Linked DNA regions of Homo sapiens: region 2 is linked to region 1. Evidence: read pairs that join two places in POLR2A ChIA-PET (ENCODE). Cell type or tissue: Panc1. All regions are shown on one strand. Links, peaks and the distances in the headings refer to the core of each region. The heading gives the core; the rest is flanking DNA.

Region 1 (2,500 bases), core at 1-2,500:
TCTCATGAAAAGGAGTGGATACAAAACGAGCTGCTCTGGCAAAGTCACAAGTGTCTTCTGGGTTAGGACAAATTGTTACATTTCTGAAGCCTGTGATAATGGCATCCTCGCTCAAGGGTTCAATTCCTGTAAATTCATCCTGAAATAAAGACCATATAAAGTTTAGCTAAAATATTTCAATACATGAAGAACTTTTTTACTGAGAGAGACATATTAGCTCAGTGACACAGGGTACAGAAATAGCATATCAGAATATCTAGGCAAATATAAAAAGGTTTTTATATCATGAACACAGTAAACTATACTTCATCCAAAAAATGTACCAGGAAGATTCTCCATACAAAGAAAAATATTGGGCAATGGTTTTGTTCCTCAACAAATTTCACCTATGAACTAAAGCACAAATACTATTTTTCTTCTGCTTTCACTTAGTAAATATTCTAATGATTTGCTATCCTCCTAGTTTTTAGGTCTTCTTCCTCTATGCTACATACCTAATTTTTATTTATTTCTTAAAGACAATTCATGTATGTCTGGTAGGATATATGCATAGCATATTCTATGCATTTGAAAAGCAGTTTTACAACCAGTGAAACTGTAGCATTCATGATACTCTGTATTGCTCTTTCTCATACTTTTTGTATTTCTTCCTTCCTATGCTATTAAAAATTCTTTAAAAACATAATGGCCACATTGTGGGTCTATAAGAAATTAACCAACTTTCAGGTTATTCTGTTTTTTACTAGTTTAAAACTACTTTATCCTTATACATAAATCTTTATAAATCCTTTAATTTTCTTAGGATTAATTCCTAAAAGTAGAATTGTAAGGTCAAAAGGTTATAAACACTAAAGTTCTTTATCTATATTACTTAGCTGTCCTCAGAGAGATTATACCACTTTACATATTTACCTGTAGTATACAAATAGTGCCTATTTGATTTAACCCATATGGATACCAGAGATTAATTTTCTAGATCATTACCAATTTGACACATACTTTGAATTTCTGACTTAGTAACTAAAGGTGGGAGGTACATCTGGAAGAAACAAAGTATAGTTAAAAAAAAAATTATAGGCCGGGTGCAGTGGCTCACGCCTGTAATCCCAGCACTTTGGGACGCTGAGTTGGGTGGATCACCTGAGGTCAGGCGCTCGAGACCAGCCTGGCCAACATGGCAAAACCCCGTCCCTACTAAAAATACAAAAATTAGCTGGGCGTGGTGGTGGGCGCCTGTAATCCCAGCTACTCGGGAGGCTGAGGCAGGAGAATTGCTTGAACCCAGGAGGCGGAGGCTGCAGTGAGCCGAGATCACGCCACTTCACTCCAGCCTGAGTGCAAGAGTGAAACTCAGTCTCAAAAAAAAAAAAAAAAAAAAGATTTGGCCAGGTACATTTGCTCACACCTGTAATCCCAACACTTTGGGAGGCAGGCTGAGGTGGGAAGATCACTTGAGCACAGGAGTTTGAGACCAGCTTGGGCAACATGGCAAAACCCTGTCTCTCCAAAAAATAAAAAATTAGCCAGGCATGGTGGCTCACACCTGTAGTCCCAGCTAATTGGGAGGCTGAGGTGGGAGGAATGCTTGAGTACAGGAGGCAGAGGCTGCAGTGAGCTGAGATCATGCCACTGTACTCCAGCCTGGGTGACAGAGCGAGGCCCTGTCTAAAAAAGAAAAAGAAAAAAATATATATATACATATATATGTATTTATATATGTGATTAAAGTAAAATAGATGTTTATAATCTATACATTTTATGCAAATACTACTTATGGCCATATTAGCTTAGACATTTTAAATATGATTTTTTTAGGGGATGAAAATTCTGGTAGGTACTTATTAACAAAATTCAAGTAAAAGACTGGTTAAAAAAAAAAAAAGGTAAATGAAGTTGGACTCCTTTAACAATTAAGCATATCCTTGAACAGCTGAATCTAGAACCACTGTATCCAAATCTAGCCTGTTCATCATGTTCTCTGGTGGTTTACTCCAGAACACAATATGTAATTAATTACTCTTACATCACTGTCTTTTCATAGCAGTCAGTAGACTAACTGTAGCAGAATTATCTGAGAAAGTATTTTTAAAAAGACAAAAATACATGCTTGGACTTCTTCCCTGGAAATTCCAATGGCACCTAGATGGAATGGGGCTTAAGCACTGTTAGTCACAAAAGACTCGCTAGTCTCTTCTGAGTTGATGGAAATATTCTGTATCTTGATATGGGAAAAAATTGCATGGAAAAATTCATCTAGCTGTACAATATTTGTGCAGTTTACTGGATATAAAATATACATCAACAGAGAAGAAACTAAAATGAAAAAGTGCTTTTAAAAAACTTCCTCCAAATGATTCCCTAGGATGTGGAAAACACTGCTTTAAGTTACTAAAGCTACTGCTCACATCACCCCTTAAAAGTCTTCAGATTAAACATACTCAATTCTTTTCAGTCTCATGACAAGCTTCCAGAGGCTGGTTTGAAGAGAATGATTTTTCCT
Region 2 (12,436 bases), core at 9,474-11,973, 110 kb before region 1:
TTCAGATATAATTGAGCCTGATCTCCCCGGTGCCTGAGCCATTAAGAAACCATTAGTGTTCTCCTGTTGCAGAAAACTAAATGGCCCCCTAGTGGCCTGAAAGTGAATATGCCTCCCCCCACTAAGAACAGGCAGGGATCAGAGAAATCAGAGAATCAAGGCAGCTTGGGGACAGAATGGGCCCCAAAAGTCATCTTTTGTGAATACCCCTGTGGGCCCTAGAGCCTCCTCCACAAAATCCCTGGGGAGCACTCAGCAGCGTCAGCCCAAAGACCATCTGGGATGGTGGCATACCTTACTGTCTGCTCCCTGAGGCAGCCCTTTTTGGCTTTGGAAAGTTCTGACCAATTATGACAATAACAGTGCCCTTAGAATGTGCTAGGCACTATACCAAGCCTTTACATTCCTTGTCTTATTTGTCTCCCAATGACCTATCAGGTAGTACTGTTTATCTTCATTTCATAGATGAAGTCCCTGCCTCAGAAAGGGCCAGGAACTTGCTCAAGGTCACATAGTCCTAATGCCTTGGAATTCAAAAGCCCTGATGGAATTCAGACCTCTGACTCCAGGGCATTAAGCTCTTGATCCTGGTTCTGCTCTGTCTCATAGGCAAAGCTAGACTTTGTCTCTATAGTGGATATTGGGGGTTACTACCCGGGTCAGCCTCAGGAGGGAGGTGCTCATTCTTCCAATTGTCAGGAGTGTTGGCTATGATGGCTCAGCTGCAACTGTCACTGGGACTTGCCTTCTGACACCAAAGGAAGCTGCCTCTCTGTCCTGGCCTACAAGCCCAATACATAGAGCCAGATCACAATAAAGCCCAGTCAGAGATGTGCAGGGGCCCACTAGGGAAGAAGGCTAGACCATGAAGTAGTTGCGGAAGTAGCCAGTATATACTGGCAGGATCCAGGAGCGAATGTATAGGCTAGATCAAGGTGGGGTGTGGTGCCACACATTAAGTTGAACAAGGGATACTTCGTTGTTATAGGAGTATTCTCCTGTGAATCAGGATGTGATATCCTGACAAGGATCCTGGGAGACAGGAGGAAGGCAATGGCCACCAGAGTGTAATGGAAATGCCAGAACTACCACAGCAGAATGTGGAAGAAGGGTTCAAAAGCTCACAGAAATGGGTATATTCTATGTAAGGCCAGAAACCACTTAAGTTCTGCAGGAAGGCCCAGAGGATACTCTAGTTACCAAAGCAACAAGGAACACACTGGTGAGAGCGGTACCAGCATCCCTGAGAAGCTGAGTTTGGACTGTCCTCTGTAAGCCATGCCTGACAGCAAGAGGCCATTCCAGAACTGGCTCCAGATAGCAGTGGGGATGATAGGACCATGAAATCATAGAAGCTAGACAGCACAACTGTTGTAATAAGCAGCAAGTTGGAGTGGCAGTGGGGGCAGTCCTGGCCAGTAGAGGACCATGGTTGAAGATGGTTGATAGCATAGCATCCCTGGAGCAAGCTAGCTAGGCAGCCAGTAACAGTACTGCTCTATCTATACCAGTGATTCTCAAATGTTTTAGTTTCAGGATCCCTTTACACTCTTAAATATTGAGGTCTCTAAGCCTGATGTGGTGGCTCGCACCTATAATCCCAACTACTTGGAAGGCTGAAGCAGAAGGATCACTTGACCCCAGGAGTTCAAGATCAGCCCGGGCAAAATAGTGAGACCTCATCTCTACAAAAAAAAAAGTTGAAAATTAGCTAGGCAGGGTGGCACATGCCTGTAGTCCCAATTACTCGAGAGGCTGAGGCAGGAGGCTCGCTTGACCTCCGGAGTTTGAGACGGCACTAAGCCATGATCATGCTACTGCACTCTAGTCTGGGTGACAGAGTGAGACCTAGTCTCTAAATATATATATATGTATGTATATATGAGAGAGAGAGGTATCTAAAGGGATTTTGTTTATGTGGGTTATAGCTATTTTTATTTGACATATTAGAAATAAGACCAAGGGTTTTGCAAAATATTTATTAATTTGTCTAAAGAATAATAAGCCCCACTACATGTTAACATAGATAATATATATTTTATTTATTTATTTATTTATTTATTTTCCAAGACAGAGTCTCACTCTGTTGCCCAGGCTGGAGTGCAGTGGCATGATCTCGGCTCACTGCAACCTCCGCCTCCCAGGTTCAAGCAGTTCTCCTGCCTCAGCTTCCCGAGTAGCTGGGATTACAGGTGCATGCCACCACACTCGGCTAATTTTTGTATTTTTAGTAGAGACAGGGTTTCACCATGTTGGCCAGGCTGGTCTCGAACTCCTGACCTTGTGATCCACCCGCCTCGGCCTCCCAAAGTGCTGAGATTACAGGCGTGAGCCACTGCACCTGGGCAGATAATATATTTTTATGACAAAAAATAATGAAAAGAGTGGCTTTGCTTTGTAAATTTGCAAATCTCTGGAATGTAGAAGACAACTGGATCCTCATATCCACTTTTTTTTTTTTTTTTTTTTTTTTTTAGACAGGATCTCACTTTGTCACAAGGCTGGAGTGTAAGTGGCGTGATCTCAGTTCACTGCAACCTCCACTTCCCAGGTTCAAGCAATTCTCCCACCTCTGCCTCCCAAGTAGCTTGGGACTTCGGATGCACACCACCATGCCTGGCTAATTTTTGTATTTTTTTGTAGAGACAGGGTTTTGCCATTTTGCCAGACTGGTCTCAAACTCCTGAGCTCAAGTGATCCACCTGCCTTGGCCTCCCAAAATGCTGGGATTACAGGCATGAGCCAACATGCCTGGCATCTCATATCTGCATCTACATTTAATCTGCTGGCAATTTGTTGTTATGGTTAAAATATATGAGGAAAATCCAGCCTCATATAGACATGTAGTTGGAAAAGAGAGGAACATTTTAACAGCCTTTTCAGATAATTGTGGCTGTTTTTCTTTGATGCTACACCAAAACCCAACAAGCAGTATTTTCTTAAATGGTGGTTGAAATGTAGACTATAAAACTATATCAGTGAACTTTTTTTGTGCTCAATTACATTAAAGTCCATTGATCTAACTTGCCCTTTGAATGGCACTTTTACCCATGCATGATTTTATAATATCCCACGTTGATCATTTGGAAAATATTGGTTCACTGAATTAAACATATCTTTGCAATATTGATACATTTCATTATATAATAGAAAAAATCACATTTGATAATATTATAAAAAGTTTAAGTATCAGGAATCTAGGAAGCTCATGATAGTGCATACATGTTTTCTAAAATTCTAGTTTTTACTTGAAAACTCAAATTTTGTAATTGGTAACAAACACTATCAGTTATTTTTTTCTCAAAGTGACAGGCTCACTTGGTTCAAATGTGAGAAAACATCTGCCAAATAGCCAAGTCTGCATAGCCATGGTTTTTCAGTTCTTCTTTCAAGTAAAACTGGTGTTCCATGAAAAGAGCAGCTAATTGAGCTCACGACCCAATCGCAAAAGTACTTTTCCCCAAGAGAACCGTTATACTTCCATATGCAGTAGAGTACTTTCATTTAATCACATGGAATATTAAAAAGACATCTATTTAAGGGTCATAACTTCATACAATTTAACAATTGATATCGTTTTGTTAAAGATATTCTAAAGTAAAACGACTTTTCTCCCTTCCTTTTTTTTTTCTTTTCTTTCCTCTTTCTTTCTGCAATGAACTACTAGTTCAGTTTGGTGTCACTGCCTTGGTTGTTTAAGGTGCCAGAAGTTTTACCCACCATTGCTTTAGCACCATCAGTGCAAACGACAACACAGTTAAAAAGGTAAATAACATGTTAGTATTATTATGAAAGCAATTTTGACCTTGTGAAACCCCTGAAGTGATCTCAGGGACCCCAAGGGGTCTGGAGACCACACACTGAGAATTGCTGAGCTGTACAATTAAAATAAATCAAGGATGAAAGACCAGGAGGTTGATGGCAGCTGCTCCAATAAAAAGTCACAATATCTTGTTTGGTTTCCAGTCCCAATTCAATTTTCAGTTCAGGTTCCCAGGGGAAAGGTTTCTGCAATACTATAGCAATACAGTAATGATTTCCCCACTACTTCCCTAAAGGGAACTATGCCGTTTACCTGGGTAACTGTACACTGGGGATAGTAGAATAGTCAAACGCTTTAAGGTCTGCTGGATGCAGTGTCTGCATTGACATTGATACCTGACTGGGAACTGAATCATCAGCATGGCCCCTGGTAAAGCGGCCTGAGGTAAAATTGTCTACAGGCTCATGAGCTATAGGCAAATGGTTTGACTGGTTGGTTAGAGGGCTAGAAAGAGAAATACTGGAAGACTGGGAACAAGAAGGTCTTGGGAAGAGATATGTGGCTTTATCTATTTGAGTGAGCACCAAGTGTGAGTATCTTTATTTTTTATTTTTTGAGACAGGGTCTTGCTCTGTTGCCCAGGCTGGAGTGCAGTGGTACGATCATGGCTCACTGCAGCCTCGACCTCCGGGGCTCAAGTGATCTCCTACCTCAGACCCTGGAGTAGCTGGTACTACAGGCACACACCACCACACGAGGCTAATTTTTTTTTGTAGAGATAGGTCTCACTATTGAAGATCTTTATATTGCATGTTAATACTCATCAGAGAGCACCTGCCACAGGGGAGACTGCATAATCAAGTAGATAGAATGATGTGGAATTGATGTTAGCTTGCCTCTGTCATTGACCACCCCATGCCAGCACAATGGGCACATGAATAAAGTGGCCATGGTGGCATAGATGGAGGTGACACGTGTCGCATGTGTGTGGTGGCAGGGGTGGCTCAACAGAATGGGCTCCCACTCACCAAGGCCAATTACCTATTGTCACTGCTAAAAGTCCAACCTGCCAGCAACTGATACCAGCCACGCAGTACCAAGCTGGCTACCTTGGACCTGTTCCACTCCAGAAGGGTGAGGGACTCATCTTGACCTGAATTGCCATATATTCTGGATATGGATTTGTCTTTTCTGCTCAAAGGCCACTCTCTGGGGGCTAAAAGAGTGTTTGATTCACTGACGTGGGATCTCACATACCATTGCAGAAGACCAAGAGTCCCACTTTAAGGATAGAATGGGCACATGATCATGGGATCTTTTAGGCCTATTACATACTTCACCATCCAGAAGCTGAATAGAGCTGGTGGAATGATAGAACAGCCTTTAGAAGCACAGCTGAAATACCATGTTAGAGATGATGGGACACCGTGCTCCAGGATGAGGTATGCATCCTAATCAATAACTGTTATATATGGTGCTATGTGTCAACGTGTAGAATAGAGGTTTAGGAAACTAGGGGTAGAAGTAGGAATGACTCCACTTACCATCACTCCCAGTGACCTTTCTGGAGGAATTTGTGGTTCCCATTCCTGCAGTTCCAAGCTCTCCAGGTTCAGAGAATCTGGTTCCCAGAGGGGGAGCACTTCCACCAGGGACAGAACAAGAACCCCATAAACTTAAGTATGGCTGCTTTCTGTTCGTCAGACTCTTTGTGCCAAGAAACCAGCAGGAAAGAAGAGGAGTCACTTCCTGGAAGGGGCAACTGACCCCCATCCTTTGGGAGAGATAGGGCTGCTGTTACATAAGGGGGTCAGGAAAGAATATGTTTGGCACCCAGGTGATCCACTGGGGTGTCTGTTGGTATGCCCAATTTTGGTGGAAGGTGGACACATCAGCAGCATGGTCTGAAGGCCATGGTGATTGGTGATTGGTTACCCCGACAGGCAAGCCACCTACACCAGCAGAGGTGCAAGTTGAAGGTAAAAAGAATCTAGAATGAGTGACAGAGAAGGGGAATGATGAACATCAATTGTGTCACCAAGACTAGTTGCAGTAGTGGGGGCTATAGTTTCTCCATTTAATTCTTGTAAGTTTCCCAGAATCCAGGAGGAGCTATTCCCAGGTAGAGTGAACTTACCACATAAATCAAGTAGGTCTGGGCTATGCCTGGGGGTACTGTCTCGGTTGCTGTGGTGCACCACCCAGATACTGCTTTTAGGACCAAGGAGCTTATCCCTGAAGTTGCCAGAAGTGTTGGCTGCCAATGGCTCACACATGAGTCTCTCCCTTGGCATTTCCTTCAGCTGCTAAAGGGAGCTGTCTTGCTGGACTTCACAACCCTTCCCTAGGGGTCATCTGCCAAGTCAATGTGGAATTCAAAGGTACAGCCCTCTTATCCAAGTTGGGGCTAACTCTACGGGGCCAGCTCAACCCCAGGGCTTCCTGTGGAAGCATTCTGTATTGTGACTGCATTGTTCACCAATTTCTTCCTCTGGCTTGATTCTGATTCTTTCACTAGTTCACAGATGTTATCTCTGAAAGCACCCCCAATAAACTTCCTACAAGAAAATCTCTATCTCGGCATGTTTCCTGAGAAACCTGACCTAAGACAGTCTCCTAAGATTCTAACTTTAAAAAAATATGTACTTAAATTTTTTTTGAGAGAGAGTCTCGCTCTGTCGCACAGGCTGAAGTGCAGTGGCACAATCTTGGGTCACTGCAACCTCCGCCTCCCGGGTTCAAGCAATTCTCCTGACTCAGCCTCCTGAGTAGCTGGGACTACAGGCATGTGCCACTGCGCCTGGCTAATTTTTATATTTTTAGTAGAGATGGGGTTTCACCATGTTGGCCAGGTGGGACTTGAGCTCCTGGCCTCAGATGGTCTGCCCCCCTCAGCCCCCCAAAGTGCTGAGATTACAGGCGTGAGCCACCGCACCTGGCCTAGATTCTAACTTTTGGGACCTCAGAGAACAAGACTCATCCATGTGAAGTTGGGCCTCCTGGCCACCTGTGTCTTCTATAAAGTGGTTCTCTTCAGAGTGTTGCCTGCATCCTGGCTGCTTTCCACCAAATATCCTTCAACTTATGACCTTCCCTGCAACAAAGCAACCTAAACTGAATTCCTCAAGTATTTTGGGTGTGGTCTGTTGTGCTGAGAATGAGAATGGGACTGATTGTTCCTTGGTTCAAAAGCCCTGGATGCATCTTGGAATGAGGGGGGATACTCTTTAGAAACTCAAACTCCTGGCTGGGCGCAGTGACTCATGCCTATAATCCCAACACTTTGGGAGGCCAAGGCACGAGGATTGCTTGAGCCCATGAGCTTGAGACCAGCCTGGGTAGCAGAGTGAAACCTGTCTCTAAAAAAAAATAAAAGAAATGCAAACTCCTCACCTTCCTTTCCCTCTCTCATCTCATCCCAGATCACGATTCAGAGGGTCTTGGTACAGCAAGGAATATGCAGTGTTACCAGAGCTTTGCAGGTGGTTCTGGTGTGATATCAAGATGGAGAACCACAGGGCTCAGTACCCGACTTCAGTTCGGCAGCCTGAGTCTGCCCGTTTTTATTGGCAGCTCTGTCATTTGACTCAGATGGAGCTGGCTGTCAGCGAAAACCCTCAGTTTTATTCACACATGCTTCTGCTAAGCTGCCACTTCCCCACCCTGTCCTTGTACAGTCGGTGTCTTGGCACCAAGCCCAGATCTCTCAGTTAAGCCCTGTTCATTTCACCTTGGGAGGTTTAGGCCAGTGCTCCAATAGGTTAGAATGTTTTTGGATCCTGAGTCTGTCTTCCAACATATTCCTGTCTTCGCTGGCTCCTTGCTATTCGCAAAGTTGAGGGGCTTGTTCTCTGTGGCTTTGCCCAGGTCCTGATAAAAAGGTGGATCAGATGCCAAGTTTGGTGGTACATGCCCATAATCCCAGCTACTGGAGAGGGTGAGGTGGGAGGATTGCTTGAGCCCAGGAGTTCAAGACCAGCCTGGGCAACAGGGTGAGATTACATCGTATATTAAAAAAAAAAAAAAAAAAAAAAACTCTCTCTTGGCATCCTCGTGAAAGTGACATTGTCTTTAAACCCTGCGTGGCAATCCCTGATGCACTGCCGTGATGCCCAGGGAAGACAGGATGACCTGGAAGTCCAACTACTTCAAGATCATCCAGCTTTTGGATGATTATCCAAAATGTTTCATCGTGGGAGCAGCAATGTGGGCTCCAAGCAGACGCAGCAGATCTGCATGTCCCTCTGAGAGAAGGCCGTGGTGCTGATGGACAAGAACACCATGATGCTCACGGCCATCTGAGGGCACCTGGAAAACAACCCAGCTCTGGAGAAACTGCTGCCTCATATCTGGGGGAATGTGGGCTTTGCATTCACCAAGGAGGACCTCACTGAAATCAAGGACATGTTGCTGGCTAGTAAGGTGCCAGCTGCCACCTGTGCTGGTCCCATTGCCCCATGTGAAGTCACTGTGCCAGCCCAGAACACTGGTCTGGGGCCAGAGAAAACCTCCTTTTTCCAGGCTTTAGGAATCACCACTAAAATCTCCAGGGGCACCATTGAAATCCTGAGTGATGTGCAGCTGATCAAGACTGGAGACAAAGTGGGAGCCAACAAAGCCACGCTGCTGAACACGCCGAGCATTTCTCCCTCCTCCTTTGCGCTGGTCATCCAGCAGGCATCTGACAATGGCAGCATCTACAACCCTGAAGTGCTTGACATCACAGAGGAAACTTCCTTCTTGCTTCCTGAAGGTTGTCCGCGATGTTGCCAGTGTCTGTCTGCAGACTGGCTACCCACCTGTTGCATCAGTACCCCATTCTATCATCAGTGGGTACAAATGAGCCCTGGCTCTGTGGAGACTGATTATACCTTCCCACTTGCTGGAAAGGTCAAGGCCTTCTTGGCTGATCCATCTGCATTTGTGGCTATTGCCTCTGTGGCTGTTGCCACCACGGCTGCTCCCGCTGCTGCAGCCCCAGCTAAGGTTGAAGCCAAGGAAGAGGTGGAGGAGCTGGGTGAGGATATGGGATTTGGTCTCTTTGACTAATCATCAAAAAACAACCAACTCAGCCAGCTTTATTTACAAAACAAGGAAATAAAGGCTTAACTTCTAAAAAAAAAAAAAAAGGTTGGACCAGGACAGGAGTAAGAACAGAAGCAATTGATCAATACTGATGACCTTCCCTATATGCAATGCACCGTGCCCACCTAGAGGAGGACATCATATAATTTATTTCTATCACACTTATTAAAACTGGCCCATTTCACAGAGGGATTGACAGAGGCAGAGGAGTGATTGTGCCCAAGAATGTCACACTGGGATGAGAGCTAAGCCTCTCCTGCCACCTACAGCTCTCATCTCTAGGTTTGTTGTCTCTCAGAGGAAAGGCAAGAGAGAAAAGTGACAAGATTGGCCCTTCCAAGTGGAAAGAGATTTTTAGAGCTGGAAGGATTCTTAGAAATGATCAAAAGTTTGACAGATTCAAGGGCTCAGGTAACTTGCTAAGATCACAGAACAAACCTTTGCTCCAGTGGGGACTAAACTCTGGGTTTCTTGAAGATGGACACAGGTAAATTTGATCCAAAATAGCACTTCAAAGAGAAACATACATGGACTGATTGTTTTCCACTTTTTTTTTTTTGAGATGGAGTCTCGTTCTGTCACCCAGGCTGGAGGCAATGGTGTGAACTTGGCTCACTGCAACCTCTGCCTCCCAGTTCCAGCTATTCTCCTGCCTTAGCCACCTGAGTAATTGGGATTACAGGTGTGTGCCACCATGTCTGGCTCATTTTTGTATTTTTGGTAGAGACGGGGTTTCACCATGATGGTCAGGCTGATCTTGAGCTCCTGACTTCGTGACCCACCCGCCTCGGCCTCCCAAAGTGCTGGGATTACAGGCGTGAGCCACCATGCCCAGTTTGTTTTCCACTTCTAAGTCCCAGATGGTTCCTTGTCGGGTTATAGAGGGGCTTGGAATGGGAAGACAAGCAACATCTTCCTCCTGGGCATCTACAGGAAACTTGATTGCCTCTCTCCTCCCTAAGGGATCAGTGTTGGCTACCCAGCCTTGCCCATGCCTCCACTTCTGCTTAGCTCTCAGTACACAGAGGGTGGCTGAAGCTGGGGCCACAGAGGGACACACAGCTGGGCAGCTCAGCACTCTCATCTGTGCCTCATCAGCTGGGGGGCTGTGGTGGCATGAAGCTGGTGGGAGGCTGGCACTTGCCCATGATTGGAGCCCTTGTGCTCATCACTTCATGAGTTCAGGCCGCTTGGGAACAGCTTGCTTCAAGTCCACAGACAGGAGCAACCCTAACTCAGTCTGCCCTGCAAAGGTGGGTACAGCCCCTGATCCACACGAACTGCTGGAAGAAAAATCCAAAGAGAAAGTCAGTGAAGACGTTTGTAGAAAGAACTGTTGAAGAAGGAATAAGAAACTGCCATTTTTCCTGTCAGTGTCTGCTAATAAGTAATAATAAAATAACAATGATAACTCATAATGATAATGATAGTATTATTGAGCTCATGTGTAGGCACTGTATTAAGTACCATTCATTATATTCTTTAATCCTTGCAACATCCCCATGAGGCATTATTATCCCCATTTTACAGGTGAGAAGGCTGAGGCCCAAGAAGGTTAAGTATCACAAGATAAACCAGCTAGTAAGTGGCTGGGTTCCTAGAGTGGTGAGTGTGGCTCCCTTTGCCAGACTGGGAAACAGACACCATAAGAGCCATCTTCCCTCCAAAAGAGGGCCAGCCCTTGACCAAGATGGACAACAGGGTTCCACACTCCTGAAACCCACTGCTTCAACCATCATGGCATCAGATAAGAAACCGACCTAGTCTGATCCTCTTATTTGGCTGGCAGCTGTGGCACCTGAAGGTCTGAGTTCAACTTCTGCCATTAAACTTCTCTGATGAGCAAACTGGGAAACCAATGCATGGGGCTCCCACATAGCACTGGCAAGTGAACAAATGAACTTGGGACATATGTGCTGGGGTCCAGGTCACAAGCATGTCCCTTGTGGGAGGCAACATTTGGTTGAATATAAGTTCTTACCACATTCTATGGCCCAAGGCTCCCACTTGCCAAACTCTCTGGCATAGGTGTTCCCGTGGGTCACAAATGACAGACCCAACCGCAACTTCCAGGACATGCATGCTTTGAGTGCACCCAGCAGGGGGCATCCTTGCCCTTCCACTGCCCACCCTGGAGGGGTGAGACTGGCCCACTGCAGGGTTGCCCTCTACCCAGCTCAGCCCAGGAGCCCAAGGCCACATTTCCCAAACGGGGCATTCATGTAACTACCCTGATTTTCTCTACTATTATTTACATAACATTTTTCTTTGTCAACACAAATTTTCAAACCTAAATGTATTTTTAAAAGCAAAAAGCTCTTTGATGAAGATTTTCCGCTCTCCTGACTGCCTGGATTTTCTGCATTTTTGGAGCTAGCTTTGCAGGAGGTCAGGATGTGAGCAGGAGAGTACAGGCCCCCACTGAAGCTACAGTTGTGGTCCCAAGAACAGTGCAGGCAGTGACATCACTGAGTAAAGATGGGCAAGGCTTTGTTCTGTGGATTCGGAGCTGGAGATGGAAAGGAACAGAGTGAGGAGCCCTGAAATCCTGAAATGAGGAGAGGAGGCTGTCCCTTTCCTCCTCAGGCTGAGGGGGAGGAATGGACTGGTCTCTCCAGGCCCAAAGTGGAGAGGGGGCTGATGGCTACAGGACAGATGAAAGGGAGGGACTTGGGTGCCGGGACCAGGGCAGCCGCAGGTGACAGGTGCAGGGGCTTTGGGAAGGGACAGGGATTTCCCTTGCAAAATCCATTCAAACAGATATCGAGGGAACCTGATCCCAGGGAGGAACCCAGAACAGCATGGGCTGCCAGAGGGGCCCCCAGAAGGGCCCCAGACTGGAGGGAGGGAGAGAGGAGAGATGACGCTAAGGGACTGGGGGAAACGAGGAAGAAGAGTCCTCTGAATTGTTACCATTTCCAGAGGCTTGGTCAGGCCCTGCTCCGGCTCCATCCCCCGGCCCTAGAATTGCTCTTCTGCAGATTATTTCTGTGCTGGGAATTCCCTTAGCTCCAGCCTCCACTGGGCAGTTTATTATCTTAATTCCGCATGAAGAGTGTCCTCCCTCACCCTCCACCCTGCCCTGGACCAGACCTCCAGCCGCGACAATTCTAGGGCCTGGGTGAGGGTCTTACCGTTGTTGGGGGTATGCAAAGCCCCATGGGGGGGTGACCCAGGGCAAAAGGCCAGGCCCCAGAGGGGAAGGAAGTCTTGGGTAGAGCTCCCTGCCTCCCAGGCTGGGCTAAGAAGGGCGATAAGAGGAGCAGATTAGGCAAGAGGAAGTGGGCTGGGCTGAGCTGGACTGGTGCTGAACTCCCTGGGCCTGGGGCAGAGTGTGGGTCAGGCACCTGAGCAGCTGGGGCTGAGCCTGGCCAACCAGAGCAGCCATCCCTCCGCCCCAGCCCCGCTGCAGGCTGGGGTACACAGCAGAGGCGGGCACACGGAGGAGAGAGGAGAGCGCAGTGGAGGCAGGGGCTAGGGCTGCTCAGTGGGGGTCCAGGCCTCAGGCAGTCCCAGAGGCCCAGAGGTGGGAGTCTGGTGAGGTGGGTGAGGGGAGTGATTGCCTTGCCTCATGTGCCCCTCATTTTC

Evidence for each region. Peaks named below come from ENCODE experiments on the same cell type or tissue, not always from the same donor. Only the 100,000 strongest peaks of a DNase experiment are listed, where the experiment ranks them.
Region 2: POLR2A ChIA-PET joins it to region 1 with 6 read pairs; 5 of 35 experiments call an interaction of 5 or more read pairs at or near these places.

What each region holds. Positions count from the first base shown.
Region 1 is chr15:40,203,823-40,206,322 of GRCh38, reverse strand. It overlaps BUB1B (BUB1 mitotic checkpoint serine/threonine kinase B), which reads right to left. Exons shown (of 23, transcript NM_001211.6): 15 at 1-139. The region is part of intron 1 of LOC107984763 (a long non-coding RNA gene); the gene reads left to right. Among named protein-coding and RNA genes, the nearest start is that of BUB1B-PAK6, 12 kb to the left of the region's middle. In Panc1, for the core only: no CTCF peak of the experiment used is centred there; no DNase peak of the experiment used is centred there.
Region 2 is chr15:40,308,725-40,321,160 of GRCh38, reverse strand. LOC112268152 (a long non-coding RNA gene) reads left to right here. Exons shown (of 3, transcript XR_002957721.2): 2 at 3,668-3,765; 3 at 10,379-11,124. It also overlaps the pseudogene RPLP0P10. Among named protein-coding and RNA genes, the nearest start is that of PLCB2, 7.0 kb to the right of the region's middle. RefSeq lists an enhancer at 1-309 and a silencer at 10,893-11,096. In Panc1, for the core only: CTCF peaks have their summits at 10,733 and 10,956 (motif pointing right); a DNase peak (open chromatin) is centred at 10,900.